Regions from separate parts of the Homo sapiens genome. Here region 1 is linked to region 2. The links are chromatin loops, found by intact Hi-C in ENCODE. Cell type or tissue: OCI-LY7. All regions are shown on one strand.

Evidence for each region. Hi-C counts contacts between places; a loop is a spot of excess contacts. Peaks named below come from ENCODE experiments on the same cell type or tissue, not always from the same donor. Only the 100,000 strongest peaks of a DNase experiment are listed, where the experiment ranks them.
Region 1: it touches region 2 in a loop (7-fold over the local background); 2 of 110 quality-filtered maps call a loop at or near these places.

What each region holds. Positions count from the first base shown.
Region 1 is chr15:33,320,377-33,328,376 of GRCh38, reverse strand. All of the region lies in intron 1 of RYR3 (ryanodine receptor 3), which reads right to left. Among named protein-coding and RNA genes, the nearest start is that of RYR3, 13 kb to the right of the region's middle. RefSeq lists an enhancer at 1-269 and a silencer at 4,625-4,674. In OCI-LY7, no CTCF peak of the experiment used is centred here; DNase peaks (open chromatin) are centred at 3,596 and 4,656; H3K4me3 peaks cover 780 bases; H3K27ac peaks cover 3,542 bases.
Region 2 is chr15:33,667,423-33,675,422 of GRCh38, reverse strand. RYR3 (ryanodine receptor 3) reads right to left here. Exons shown (of 104, transcript NM_001036.6): 37 at 5,967-6,069; 38 at 4,867-5,004. Among named protein-coding and RNA genes, the nearest start is that of CHRM5, 300 kb to the left of the region's middle. In OCI-LY7, no CTCF peak of the experiment used is centred here; a DNase peak (open chromatin) is centred at 3,752; H3K4me3 peaks cover 1,230 bases; H3K27ac peaks cover 1,501 bases.

The DNA.
Region 1 (8,000 bases), 350 kb after region 2:
TTAGTTAAGCACACTTAAAAGGAACAATAGGAAGCTTGAAAAGGAACAGACGAAGCACTCCAGAAAGATAAGGACGGTGTGGGCAGAGCTGCCGTAACAGCCCACACAGGGAACTCATGATACTACATAGGTGGAAATAGGATGGATGTAGAGTTTAGTTGGAACATGAGATGTCAGATTTCAAATAAACTTATGTTTCTTCCCATTTTCTCCATTTCATTTTATTAGGTTGTTCTGCATATGTTTATTTGGCACATGCTATAGGTGAAATGCTGTGTTGGCCATTAGGGCTATATCAGAAAACACAGCAACAAAAACCCAGTCTTGGACTTAATTTCAGGCACACATACAGACACAACCCCCTTTTGAAATTTTATTGAAAACAAGTCATTCCCATTAGAGGTTCACATTGTCTAACTCAGAATATAACCTGCAATTTCTGAATGTGGATTTTCATAAGTAACTAGGTAAGAAAACACCACTTGGGGGGATCTGAAGTAATACTTGCAGAATATCTAGTCTAATCAATGAGACCATGCAGAAATGATGAATGAAAAATCATTCAAGTAATCACTGAGTCACTGTATACCCAAATATAAGCACTGATAAAGGAAAAGAAAGGAAGAGAGAGAGATAGAGATGGGGAGGAAGGAAGGAAGGAAGGCAGGCAGGCAGGCAGGCAGGCAACTTCCCCTCCAGGGAGCTATTCAGTCTAGTGGAGAAAAGGAGATTTTCATAACATGAAGTAAAATTTGCACAATATGATCAAGCACCTGATTGTTTAGTTCAGAAAACAGTAATTAACAATCACTTTCCAGTTATAGTCCTTACTAAACCTTTAGCAAAATTTTAAACAATCTGATTGTGTTGATTTGAATTCTCCAATTTTTCTTCACTATTAGATATAACCAAATGGTAGGTTCAAAGGGCCAGAGCGAGGGTAGCAAGGTCTATAAATGTGTATTCAAACAATGGTTGTACCACACTATCACCAGTGGCTTTAAGACAGCCCCTGTGTCCCATGGATTCGTGGCTTTCTGCCAGAAGTGGAGGATCCATACACACTTAACAGTGTGAGGTATGAGGGATGCTGCTGATACTCAACTTTCAACAACCAGAGTCCTCAGTAACACCTTTAATAAGACTATAGCCCTCCAGTGCTCATCAGCTTCTGTTTTCTACATGTTCTCAAAGTACTTACTTTTTTTTCTGTCACCTTTAATCCTTTGGCCTGAGAAGGTGAATCATCTTCTATAGCTGTATAACAGCTCTCATTCCATGAAGAAAATTACAGATGTAACATGCGTCTCGTCTTTCACTTCCATGCAAGGGGCAATGCCAGTTCTCTGTCAGTGGAGTTTTTTTTTTTTAAACTACACCCTAAGGCTTATCAAGTACAGTATTTACAGTTGCAATTGCACAAATGATTTAGTATCAGACATATAACAATAAGTTGAAGAAATTAATATAAAAAGCATCCTTCATAATCTATGTCTATATAGTCTACCTTATCAAAACCATGCTGTAGTAAATTATCATAAGTATGTTCAAAATTTTTAGACTTAATTGCACTTATGTTAGCTAGTTCTCCATTACCTAAAGAATTAAGGCCAGATTGTCTTGATTTGCTCCCCAGTTTTCCAGCCTTATCTCCCAACACAGTCAGTCTTCCATGTACCTCCCTACACTCCAGTCTTTATAGTTCCCTGAACATGTCACATACTTTTATACTGCTGAGTATTGCTTTACGATCATCCTTCTGTCTCAAGTGCCTCTTTCACTCCATTTGCAACCTATCAACAACCTATAGAAACCCCCAGTTCAAATGTTCCCTCTCTTTTCAAATCTTCCCTGACTCCCTAGTCAAAAGTATTCCTTCTAGGATGTATAACTTTTACCTTTATTTAACACATTTTTGTTCTGCTTTCTTGTTAGTTCCTTAGATATCTAACTCTCTGACCACACTTTAAGATCCTTGAAAATGGGATTATGTGTTTTGATCACCTTTAAATCTTCTCCAATCCCTAGCACATGCCTTTTACATAGTAAGTACTCAACAAATGCTTGCTGGATGAATGGGTGGATGGACGGATGAATAAGGGGATAGCATCTCAGTTCCCTAACACAATAGTTAACAGATGATTGCCAGGGGTCTTTTCCTATCTATAATGCCCTATGGTTCTTTTAGAAGATAGTAGCTTTGATTTAGTTCAGTAGACATTGGGGAAAACAAAAAACAAAGAACCTCAACAGACTCGTGTAAGAAAGAAATAGGCCGGGCATGGTTGCTCACACCTGTAATCCCAGCACTTTGGGAGGCCGAGGTGAGCAGGTTGCTTGAGCTTAGGAGTTCAAGAAAACAGCTTGGGCAAAATGGCAAAACCCCATCTCTACAAAAACTACAAAAATTAGCGAGGCATGGTGGCACATGCCTGTAGTCCTAGCTACTTGGGAGGCTGAGGTGGGAGGATTGCTTGAGATCGAGAGATGGAGGCTGCAGTGGGGCATGATTGTGCCACTGCACTCCAGCCTGGGTAACAGAGTGAGACCCTGTCTCAACAACAGGAAGAAAAGAAATGAAAAGAGAAAAGAAAAGAAAGAAGGAAGGAAGGAAGGAAGGAAGGAAGGAAGGAAGGAAGGAAGGAAGGAAGAGGGGGAGGGGGAAGGCAGAGAGGGGAAGGGGGAAGGGGGAAGGTGGAAAGCGGCAGGAAAGGAAAAGAAAAGAAAAGGAAAGAGAGGAAAAGAAAAGAAAAGGAAAGAAAGGAAAAGAAAAGAAACCTCATCATAATCCTATGGGAATTCAGGACCCTAAAGGAGAAATATCAGAAGGCTCAGAAGAAGCTGTAGATTCTAAAGGAAGATGAGGACTAGAAGGAAACAGGAGTAATATAAAAGTAGAAACAAGCTAAGCAACATGAAAGTAGTAAAGTACATTTCAAAGCCAAACAAAAATTAATCTTGGACCATTCAATAACTTCAACTGTCAATAAAATGTCTTCCCTTCATCTTTAGATATGAGTGATGGCTGGGTTTATGCTCCTAATCGGCAAGTACACATGCCAGTGGAGGGGGCTGGTATCTGCTGTTGATGGTGCTCCAGAATCTCATGGGAGTAAAGGGGTCCTATAGAGTGGTTACTGGTTTGTATCTGGTACAGACTATAGGATTTAAAAGCACACAGAAATGTTGTCCAAGGTACACTGACATCAAATAACCTTCAGTTTCTCAAACAAGCATCAGTTTGCAAGCACAAAGAAATACAAAAATATGAACAGTCATCAAACTGGTATCAATAATATGTAGAGCAGACGTATGTCCCATAAATATAGAATTGTCCTATATCTATTTTCCATTTTTAGAAGAATCTAGAAATATCCCATATGTGTGTTTAGTCCTGAGAATCAGGCAAATGCATATGTGATGTCCATGCCATCCTGATTTCTCAGTCTTCACAAGCTGGCATCCTATAAGCCACTGAGATCAGAAACTGAGACATTAGTCCCCAGATCCCCAGTGGATCATTCCATAATGCGGTTGGGTTTTTAACTTTGTGTCAACACATACTTCAGTCTCACCAACCATGAGTGCACAGAGAGGGGAACTTAGCAGAGAGTTGAGTGAGGTGAGCACCTGGGCTGGAGGGGCAGCAGATGAGGATTTACTAACTCTTTCAACAACTCTTTACAGAGACCTACTATATGCTAAGCACCATCCTTAGTAGCAAGAACACAGCAAAGAAAAGAACAAAACTTCTGGCCCCTGAACGCTTGCAAAGTAGGAGAGAGACAAACAGGATAAATCAGTGTCATACACAGCTTGCTAGATGTTGACAAGCACCAAAGATGAAGAAAGGTAGGCGGTAAAGAAAGAAACATTTAACATTAGAACCCCTCCTCTATTGATAGAAAGCACTGAGTTTTATCTAAGATATTAGCATCTACAAAATAAGATTGGGATAAAAATGGCGACATTAGTGATGTTTGGACTCTGTGCTCCTACTCCTTATCCTTAAGATGCCACTTTTTTAGAGTACCCTTCCTTCCCCCATTTCCCCAGAAGATACAGGGTAACCTACTGTGAGTGGAATCTGCCAGTGCCTTAGTGGTAATTCTTTATATCCCAAATGCCATATTACCAGACCAAAGTTTCATCCATAGAGAATGTCATAATCCAAGAGGATGTATAGTAACATCTAAATTCACTCCTCCCACCCCCAGACAATATCCAAGGCAAATGCCTTGGAGATAAAACCTTAATCCAAAAGAGTATCTTGAATGTCAGGAATTCCATGTACCATGTCATATGGTGATAAAGAAGTCTGGGCAAAGGGTCACATCCTGCCCAGTGACATATTATACCTAACCTGTGGGCTAGATAAAGGTTAACCCTAACTCTCCTTTACTTCAAAACCTCAATAAACCTGCCTTCTAATCTGCATTTAATTGGGCAGTTCAGACTAGATCCGGGAGCCTCTTCCAGCTTTGTGAGTTATTTGCCCTCTTATGTGTATTCCACAGGCCTCACCAGGATATGAACAAGTGGCATGCACTTAGCACAGCCAGAGACCAGAGCAAAGCCCAGGGGACAGTCAAAGTTACCACCTCCCAAACAGCTGGGAGTCAAGCACAGGATGTGGTTGAGTTAAAAGCATGACTTGGACTGCAACCTTCACATATTTAGAAAATCAAGTACAAATGCATGCACACCCACAGGTTTTCACTTGGCTAAGGCTTCCAGGGCGCAGGTGGGAGAGCTATTTAGATTTTTTTTCTCAATTAATTGACTTAGAAATTGTAGTAAATAAACAGTTTAAGTACATCTTCCACCCCCTCCCCATATCATTGAAGAGCAGCTGCTTCAGGATCCCAGGTGGCTCATCAAAGTATAGTCTGAGCATGGGTGCTGGGGCTCTGGCAGAAAGAATCCTCAGCCACTGGGGAGTAGGCTCTGCCATTAAAATATGTATTAAGGCCGGGCGCGGTGGCTCACGCCTGTAATCCCAGCACTTTGGGAGGCCGGGGCAGGCGGATCATGAGGTCAGGAGATCGAGACCATCCTGGCCAACATGGTGAAACCCCGTCTCTACTAAAAATACAAAAAAGCTGGGCATGGTGGCGGGTGCCTGTAGTCCCAGCTACTCGGGAGGCTGAGGCAGGAGGATGGCGTGAACCTGGGAGGCGGAGCTTGCAGTGAGCAGAGATCGTGCCACTGCACTCCAGCCTGGGAGACAGAGTGAGACTCTGTCTCAAAGAAAAAAATATATATGTATTAAATATCATATCATATATTATAGCACGGAAGAGAAAATATGCCTGGTACAAGCCAGGCATTGTGCTTATTGCAGCTCTACAAACATAAATGACAAATTCAGAATTCACACTCTTGTCTACCTTACTGTAAGCTCTTAACCACTCTCTTGTCAGAGACTGTACATGATAGTGGTGCTGATACAGATGATACATTGTTTGACAACAGAGTGGTTAAGAGCTTACAATAAGGTAGACAAGAGTGTGAATTCTGAATTTGTCATTTATGTTTGTAGAGCTGCAATAAGCACAGTGACAATGGTGACCTGAAAATGATGTGGTTCCAGAGAAACCATCGACTTTAAGATCGACAATAAGAGAGAACTAGGACATTCAGTGGAAAAAAAGTTGTTCTGGATAGACAAAACTTACATAGATTGTAGTCATTTATGTGAATTGTGTACCATCATGCCTAATTATGAGCCAATATAATAAAATGTATGTACAAAAATAAATAAGTCAGAGCAACTTTGATCTAAAATGTATTTAATTAGAATAGTGGGCTCTCTATATATGGGATATAATTTGATTATATGTCCCCACCAAATCTCTTGTTGAATTGTAATCCCCAGTGTTGGAGGTGGGCCCTTGTGGGAGGTGTTTGGGTCATGGTTGTGGATTTCTCATGTCTTGGTGCTGTCCTCATGATAAAGGGGATTCTTGTGAAATCTAGTCGTTTAAAAGTGTGTGGCACCTCCCCCTGCCGCTCCCTCTCTTGCTCCTTCTCTGGCCATGTGACATGCTCGCTCTTGCTTTGCTTTTCACTATGCCGAAAAGCTCCTGGAGGCCTCCCCAGAAGCCGAGCAGATGCCAGTGTCATGCTTGGGCAGCCCGCAGAGCCATGTGCCAATTAAACCCTTTCCTTTATAAATTGCCCAGTCTCAGACATAGCTTTCTTTATGGCAACCCAAGAATGGCCTAACATAAAATGTAATCAGATGCCAATGTTGTCCAAGTTCTAAGATGCATGTGTGACATCTTCATAGCATTTTATACTCTATAAAGTGTACTTTCTGAGGGCAGTCTCAAGTGCTGGGCATAGTTAAACGTTGGGGAGAAGGAAGCAGCAAATGGTGATAAAATAGAGCCTTGCTCTGGAGAATCTCAGGTCTGATCATTTCACCCTGACCCCTTCTCTGTGAATTAGTTATAATTTTCACCTTTCTATAGATTAGGAAACTGAGGCTGGCATTAATGAAATAACTCATCCATAGAGTTCACTTTTCTATTTACAACTTAAAATGTTAAATGTATTGCTAGTTAGTGAAACACTCAGATTCAGCACCGGAACTCTCCTTTCTTTAAGGAGACCAAAAGCCCACCCATTCTCTATTATTTGAAGAAATCTTGCTTTAGTTTTTTTGTATTATTATTAAATTTCCCGTCTATTAAGTCCAATTAAGTTTTCAGTCATTGGGACCAGATTTCTGAGTGAAATGAAGAACCAATTAGGGTGATCCAAACTAATCAAAAACAAGGTGCCATCAGCCTGTCCATGGGCCCTTCTACACACCTGTCACTTAAGGAGCAGAGCATTTTAGCTTCACACACACCTACTCTCAACCAGGGAAGGACAATTCTTAACAGGGTTAAATAACCAATATGATCCAGTTTAATTCCATGGAAAGCAGAGGGAAAAAGGATGGGAATAAGGTTTGATAGAGAGGAGGGAGTAAGAATCAGAGGCTTGGACAACTGCCCCAGCAGGACCTCTCAGGGGAGAGGGCAGTGAAGTATGTAGCAAGGATCAAGCTTTACTTTAGGTCCATGCTTTGTATCCTTGGATATGAAAAGCCAGATCCTTACAGCAGGATGACCTTGTGTTATTAGAAATACAGTAAATTCCCAGAGAGGTTAATTTCTACACTTAAGACATAAGTTGTAAAAAATGTCTCCCCAAAGCAAAGATGATGAATTTTTGTGTAGCTGTGGATTCTCCAAATCATGTTGCCCATCTATTGACGTGAGGAATTTAAAATTGCCCAGGGAGAAGTCAATCAGCATTTGCATCAAGAGGCTTTGCAAAGTAGACGCTCAGAGAACTGACCTCCCAATCTGTACTCCCAAGGCCATGAACATTGCAGGCTCATTTCCATTCACAAAGCCTGCTCATATTTAGAGTGAAGCAGAATGCCAGGAATCAAGACTATGGAATAATCCCAGGGGATTGTCCCTTTGTACTTTCCAATAATAAAATGACTGTGCAATGACATTTGGAATAGCTAGTGTGACTAATGTCAATGTTTACACTGTTTTGTTGAGACAATAATAAATAATATTTATTGAGGATTTACTATATGTTGAGCACTGTTCCAAGTACCTCACATGGATGAACTCATTTAATCCTTGCAACAATCCTCTCAGATAGGCACTATTATGACCCTCATTTAACATGAGAAAACAAGAACAGAAGTAAGGAAACTTCCCCAAGGTCATACCTTTCAACAGGAAAATTTTTGTACCATAGAAACATGGAAAAGTTAAATTAATTGTTATAAAGTCATCTGAAGTGACTGATATCCTTGCTACCTCAAAGTAAGTCTGAGCTCCCTCTTGACCCTGAGCTGTCAAAAACAACAAACATTAAGATGTCTTTTTCATCTATGTAACTTCCAGTAACTTGTTTAAGGCTGGGTGGAGAGTAATTGGTCAATACATGTTGAATGCACACCCTGCTTTCTTTAGATTTCATGA
Region 2 (8,000 bases):
AGTGACAAGGATGGGCGTTGAATTCAGGTTGACAAAGTTTTGAAGTTTTATGCCACCTCTGTGTGATTTTGGAAAGTTACTTACTCTGTCTTTACTTCAGTTTCAATTGTAAAATAGAAATAGAATTGTGTATTACAGATTGTTCTCATGAGAATTAAACGAGGTAATATTTATGGAAGTGCTCAAGACAATGCTCAGGACAAAGTGGGTACCACGTAAGTGTTAGCCCCTCCCTCCCCACAACTGGGAGACCAAATATTACAAAATACATGGGCATAACAAAGAGTAACACTCTAAGCCTGCATACGGTTTAGCTGCTGGATTTTTGAGACAGAATTTTCGCTCTGTCACCCAGGCCGGACTGCAGTGGCACTATCTCGGCTCACTGCAAGCTCCGCCTCCTGGGTTCACCCCATTCTCCTGCTTCAGCCTCCCCAGTAACTGGGACTATAGCCACTGGATTTTTCAAGATGTTCTATATTCTAACACCACTCTTTTTTTTTTTTTTTTCCATTCTGACCCATTCTATTCTTTTTATAATTCAGCCATTCTCAACTTGTTGCCACTCCTGTATATGACATGAACTTTGCTGCACATGGGCCTTTGTTGAAGCAGCTTTTTTTTTTTTTTTCATTAAAAATGCCTTTTCCTTCTTATTTTATCCATCCATCTACATTCTTCACAGACAATTTCCCAATCTCCTCCTCTGGCCACCTACTGTATTTTGTCTGTACTTTTATTACAATACATCCAACCTCATGATTATTTTGAGTTGCCTAGCCATACCCATTTCCTCCTTTTTCTGAAAGGTCCCTGTTTTCTTCTTTTTTATGAGCCTCAAGTAACCAATATTCAGTTGGAGGTCAAAAAGATTTGTGCCATAGAGCTGAGTGTGGAAACAAGTACGACATGTTCCCTGCATTAAGACCTGGTGAGGAAAACAAACACATATACAAGTACCTCACATAACGTGGAAAGTCATACATACACTACTAGAAATTCCACAATATGGAAGGGGTAGAGGGAAAAAGAATGAGTTTGAAAGACTTCACAGAGGAGGTGTTTGTGTGTGTGTGTGTTTAGGGAGAGGCTCTTTGGAGAGAATTTAGAGAAGAGGCTTAGAAATACTGCCTGAGCTCTGCAGATGTACTTACTACTAAGTTATCTCACTTTGCATGTGCGTATTTGTGTTGAGGGGCTAGGACTTATTTCGTATAGATGTTTTCTTCTTCTCAGCACTAAACATGCTACAGCATTTAGCTGGGAGAGAATTTTGGTTTAGGGCTCCTAGGCTGTTCAGTGAATAGGCAAGAGGTAACATACGTAAGGACTTTGGGGCTTGACAGGTTCAAGGTCACCTCCAGTTCTGGTCTTCATTAGGAGAAGAGTGGCAGGGGAGAGCAGGCACTATTCAAGGCCAAGAGTGCCACCTAATCTCTGCGAGAGGTAACATTCTGTGGCAAACAGCACAGGGCTAAAGACAGAAGAGGGATGTTCACCTCCTTCAGAAAGACTCAGCCATGCTCACCTATAACTCAGTTCTTAACCGATGCCACCCAAAGCTGAATTGCAATGGGTCATCTCAAGACCTCTAAGCATAGAGATAAGATGCCAGCGTGGAGCTTCCTTCTCCCATGGGGAAAGCATTCAACAAATGGCAGAGATCAAGAATTTACCGAATTTTAATCTGTAAAATTTGACAGATGGTTTTTATTTTGTTAATTTTAGAATTTAGGAGAAATAGATGGTCAGCCTCTTCTGGAAGAATAATTCAATGCCTATATATTTACATTGAAGGAAATGCTGCTTAAACTGCAGCGTTGGAAAAGTACTGGCCAGAAGGAACAAGCAAAACATTTTCTAGGGAATTTTCTGGATGGAGATACGAAAAAAAAGTGACTTAGTACAGTGGCTACTATTGTTAGATTTTTTCACTTGTTCATTATCATTTGATCCTTTGATAATATTGTAACAGCTTTCATTAACAATATGGCTTGGAGTTAATTTAGGCAAATCCCTTCAACATTGAGCCAGCTAGCAGATTTCAGAATGTGAGTTTCAGGACACTGTTGCTCTCTCTTTCCTAGAAAAGTTGTGGCTTCTCTGCAGGTCATTGGCCAACATCAACTGCTCACAGCAGAGGGACTGCGGGGTGAGCCCACCACCACCTTATCTGAAAATGATTCAGATCCTTGGTTTGGTGAACTTTTAAATGTTAAAACATTGAATTCCGTTGGGTTCAGATTTTGAGTCAAAACAGTGAGATATCTCACAGATGTAGTAGGCAAGATAAAAAGAGTGATTTTAAAAAGCCATTCCAAATGTGTTTGTAGCTCATGGTATGTATGCTGGTAAGTTCTTTGGCAAGGGTACAGTGGAGAAGCACAGCACAATACAAAGAGACAGAAGACCTGCCTTCAAGCCATAGCTTTACTCACTTTACGTACCTTAGGTTGGTGACAATCAGACACCCGGACGTTTTTCTGGAACGGGTAAGGGTAGAAAGAATAAACAAGTACCCCTTAATTCTTCTGAGTCCTGCTTCCCCCAACTATACAATGGAGGAGTGTAGAAAACTAACAGCAGTAAATGAATATGTGTGGAAGTATTCAGTAAACTGCCAATTCATTGTATAACGTTTCTAACACTATCTACACTTTTATTATTTCATCAAATGCAAGGGTAATAGAAATCAGATACGCAATAGCATGAACAAAATTACCAATAATTTAAAGGATTTTGACCCTTTAATGCATATGGTTCTGTAATCAGCAACCTTGTCTCCATCTGATCATATTAAAAACAATTTATGGGGGTGGTGGTTGTTAAACCACTCTCTAGAATTTATTTTAAAATGCCAGGCTTGAGTGAGGGGATTCATCATGTCTGGAACATTCAGCAGAGAAGCCAAACATGCCTGATCACCTCAACCATTTCGTCTATTTCTGGGATCCCAAGATAGAGTACTTATGACACGAAACGTGAACCTCTCATAACTCCTCCTGTGGAAGGGAAGAAGCATGAGGTGAAGACACGCAGTCTCATACAGGGCTGGCCTCTCGGGTGTGCGTGTTTTGCCAAGACAGACAGAATGTGGTCTGTGTGCCTGAGGCCTGAGGTAGCGGGGCTGCAGACTGCAATCCTTGGTGCCCGAACACCATTCACAGATGTAGGGGGAGGCTTCACAGAGGCAGGTGACAAGTGACTTCATCTGACTGACTCCATTTACCTCACATGAAATGGTCACCTGGTGGGACCCCACCCCCCGCCAGCCATGACAAACTCTCTGTTAAAAAGAAGGTGGGAAAGGGCCAGCTGTGGTGGCTCATGCCTGTAATCCCAGCACTTTGGGAGGCTGAGGAGGGCAGACTGCTTGAGGTCAAAAGTTCGAGACCAACCTGGCCAACATGATGAAACCCTGTCTCTACTAAAAATACAAAAATTAGCCAGACATGGTGGCGCATGCCTGTAATCCCAGCTATTTGGGAGGCTGAGGCAGGAGAATCGCTTGAACCGTGAGGTGGAGGTTGCAGTGAGTGGAGATCACACCACTGCACTCCAGCCTGGGTGACAGAGCAAGACCCTGTCTCAGGAAAAAAAAAAAAAAAAAAAAAAAAGAAAAAGAAGGTGGGAAAGAAGCAACCACTTTCAAAAGAGACTCTCAGCAGGTGATATAGGAGACATATGGGTAACTCAGCCTATTTTCAGTTCTCCTTTGGCGGTAACCACAAAGGGAGCCTAAACTCACGTTTTTGTGGCTTTAGAGTGCTGCTGGCACATCCTCACAAAAGACCCGCCCTTTCCAGAGTGACTGATGGAACTACCCTATCAAGGGTTGCCATTGCCAAGTCCCCCATACACTCTTCCAGAGGTTTCAATACTTCCGATGACAAATGGTGAGATTTGTTCCCTTCAGAGATATTCTGACAAAGTTGAAAGGTCGATATAAAGGGCAGTAAGGGCAGTAAGATGTATGAACCCCAAAGTAGTGTTTTCAGACAAACTGATCCTATCTTGACAGTCAATTGCTCTAGTCTACGATTTGAAAGGGTGTTCCAAGATGGATAGGAATAGGTAACAAGATAAAAAGCAACGATATTAAACCTGAGAAATTCCTTCTTCTTTAAACAAATGATAAATTTGCTGAATCTGTACCAAGGAGTAGACTGATTATATATAATACTCAGACAAGACAATCTTCCTCTTGAAATTTCATGTCCTAGAGATAGTCTAACAGCCCTGCAGAACAAGTTATAATCTTGTTTCATCATGGGTCAAAACGGTAGGAGTCATCTATAGTATAAGGATTAGAGAGATAAATCTAGACAAAGCTCGGCATTGTTGAAAAATAGGAAGTCAAAGTTTCTAGGATGCTACATTTTCAAAAATCATACCCCAAATCCAAAAACAACCCCCCCAAACTCATATCCTATATCCTTTACAAACTCTCTTTTATTATTATTTTATTTTCTCTCTGGGGCAATTTTCAATGCTAAGGAACCACAAAGGGAAGTGACAGAAACAATAATCGTTAAGAAACAATAATGGTTAAAAGAGGAAGACTATGGAAACCTAAAAGAAGAACAGACATGTATTTACAGGCACCTCTAAGTAGAACACGACAGCAAGAACAGACACCAAGCAACCCATCTCAGGTTTCAGGACAGTATGAAAGTAAGTTTCTTCAATCAGAAGAAAGGCAGAACCCAAAATACGTAACTGAACCACCAGCAATTATAACATACTGCCCAGATGCTTTCTTTGAAGTTAAGCAGCCCCTATCTATCTTACAGTATTTGTTTAAAAAAAGTTACATTAATTAAGTCTTAGAAGAGCACACTGTCATTTAAAGGCAATGTCACTTACTGGGGCATCTCTCCTCCTCCTCCGTCGGCTGCTCCTTCTCTGGCTTGGGTGGGCCTTTGATTTTGTAAACCAAGGCACAGAGTTTTCCTGTCCAGGAGGTGTCCTCCTCCTCCTCTTCCTCTTCTTCCAAAGGAACCCCTAGCAAGCCACAGAACAGGGTGAAAATCCAAAGCAGTGCATGAAACCATCATAGTGTCACAAAGAACATTTAAAAAACTGCTTCCCATCCTTCTGGAACTTTCTAAAGATACTACAGGCTTTCTAAAGATACTATTCTCGTGAATAGTTACCTATCTTATAGCTTTTGAAAAAAAAAATATTGATTTCCTGTTTATCAGAACAACAAGTAAGTTTAATCCTAAAACATGTGTTTTGAATCTGTACCCCCAAAACCTCTGAAAGAGTGTAAGGGGGATTACATACACTCTTATAGTGTTGAAACCTCTGGAAGAATGTTTGGGGGACGTGGCCCTAGAATCTGTAGAAGAAGTTAACAATGAGTTATTTCAAATGAAAAGCTTGTCAATTACCCATATATTATTAAACCTACCCATGTACAAGCAACACAAATGCTGAGAGCTGCTTAAAACCAGTAGGTACGTATCCAAGTAGAGATTGCTGGCTGAGAAGCCTTAAGGGCAGAAGTTACTAAACACACACACACACACACACACACCACACACACCCACACACCCACACCCCCCCCCCCCCCCACACACACACACCCCTAATAGCTAAAAAGCAAAGAGATCAGAATCTTGTCTCACCTGGAAGCTGAGAGTCCCAACTAACTTTAAGCAAATTAGGTGAGGTTTATATAAGGATCAGTTGTCTTCATTCTTTTGCTAGAAACCCTGTTTCCTCTCTATATCTCAGCACAGGCTCTTTTAGGTAGAAGGAATTTTGGTCATATATTCTGTCAGGGTTACTTCCTGTATCTTTTCTGACACAAGTAGCTAGGATAGTCACGTCTTGAAAGACAGTATTGCAATTTTAAATACAAAAATAACTTCCCAACCTCCCACTAGCTTTCTAATGAAGGAATCAAAAACAGACTCTTCTTGTAAAAAAAGGACAAAGCCTTTCTCTGGGCAGCTTACCACAGTGAAGGAGAAGGTCCTCATGGAAATCATACAGCTCCTCCCGAATCTCCTCTGGGCAGGGGCAGTTCTCTCCCAGTTGAAAGTTAAGCAGCATGTTGATCTTTGAGAGGCAAGAGAAGAATAGCTAGTTGGTTCTCAATGTTGGCCAAGGGAACTCAGATCCTGCCTTAGACAGACACTTACATTCTTTTCAAATTTATTTTACTTAGTGATTTTTTTTTTTTTGGTAAAAGTGGCCAATATTTACAAGTAGCTTTCACCTTTTCCTGATTCTAAAAGTAACTTATTAATTGTATAACATTTGGAAAATACCTAAATAAGAAAATTTACTGTGATTCCACCACCCCGAGATAACTACTGTTAATATTTTAGCTAATGTCTTCCTGACATTATGTAGGTATACGCACAGAATGGGATCACATTCCAGATACACCTTTTAAAAACCAGAGTTTTCCACTTAATGTTACTTGAACATTTTCTTACTTTCTTAATCCAATTTTTAATAGGTGCATTGTAATTATATGGAAGAATTATAATTTATGTAAAATTAACTCTGTTATGACATATTTGTTTCTATTATTTGTCCTTATAAAGCTGGTTTGAGTTTCCTTTAAAATAATTTTTTTTCATGTCTCTGATTATTTTCTTAGAATAAACTCCCAGAAGCAAAATGACTAGAGGAACAGGTTTGCATATTTTAATGTTTTTTTATATGAATTTACAAATTGCCCTTCAGAAAGCTTACAATTTGCATTATTAACAAGTTTATACAAGTGTGTATTACTATGCCATCTTCGTTACAGTAATAAGAGTTAACACATTTTCAAATATTTTCAATTGAATGGGTGAAAAATGTCCTATCCCTGTTGCTTTAATTTATGCTTAATTGGTGAGGTTGAAATTTGTTTTTTCACACATAAAGATTAATTTTATTTTGTATTTCATAAATTTCCCATCCATGTTTTTCCTCTATTTTTCTACTGGGTAATTATCTTTAAAAAATTTGCCCCTGAGTGCTTTGGACACCTCTAGATTTTTAACTTTTTATATACTTTTATACTCTACATGTATTGGCCCAGCTTTTGGTCAGCTTTTAATTTTGTCTACAAGTTTTTTTGTTTGTTTGTTTGTTTTTTTGAGACAGAGTCTCGCTCTGTTGCCCAGGCTGGAGTGCAGTGGCACAATCCCGGCTCACTGCAAGCTCCGCCTCCCGGGTTCACGCCATTCTCCTGCCTCAGCCTCCCGAGTAGCTGGGACCACAGGCGCCCGCCAACACGCCCGGCTGATTTCTTTTTTTTTTTTGTATTTTCAGTATTTTTAGTAGAGAGGGGGTTTCATGCCAATCTATCATTCTTTTTAGTTTTTGTCTCAGGGATTTTTTTTTTTTTTTCAAGACTGAGTCTTGCTTTGTTGCCCAGGCTGGAATGCAATGGTGCAATCTTGGCTCACTGCAACCTCCACCACCTGGGTTAAAGTGATTCTCCTGCCTCAGGGTGCCGAGTAGCTGGGATTACAGGTGCGCACCACCGCACTCAGCTAATTTCTTGTATTTTTAGTAGAGATGGGGTTTCACCATGTTGGCCAGGCTGATCTAGAACTCCTGACCTTGTGATCCACCTGCCTTGGCCTCCCAAAGTGCTAGGATTACAGGCATGAGCCACCGCGCCGGGCCTGACTCAGGGATTTTTAGTAGTTTTTGTGCTATGGACCCCTCTGACAGTCTGGTGAAACCCATGGATTGCTTCTCTGATTAATATTTTAAATGCACAAAATAAAATACATAGGACTACAAAGAGAAATAATTATACTGTAATACAGGTATCAAAACTATAGAAATCAAATTTGTGATGTAGTAACGTATGTACTTATTAACTCATTAGAGAAAATGATCTAGTGGCAGGTCTTATATCTATCCACTGTGGTCTTGAAGTAGTAAGGAATGAAAATGATCTTTCTAGATACCGTAACCACTGTAATGTGACATGAAAAAATGTGCAATTTTGGTTGGTGTCAAAGTCAGGTACTTGTTTT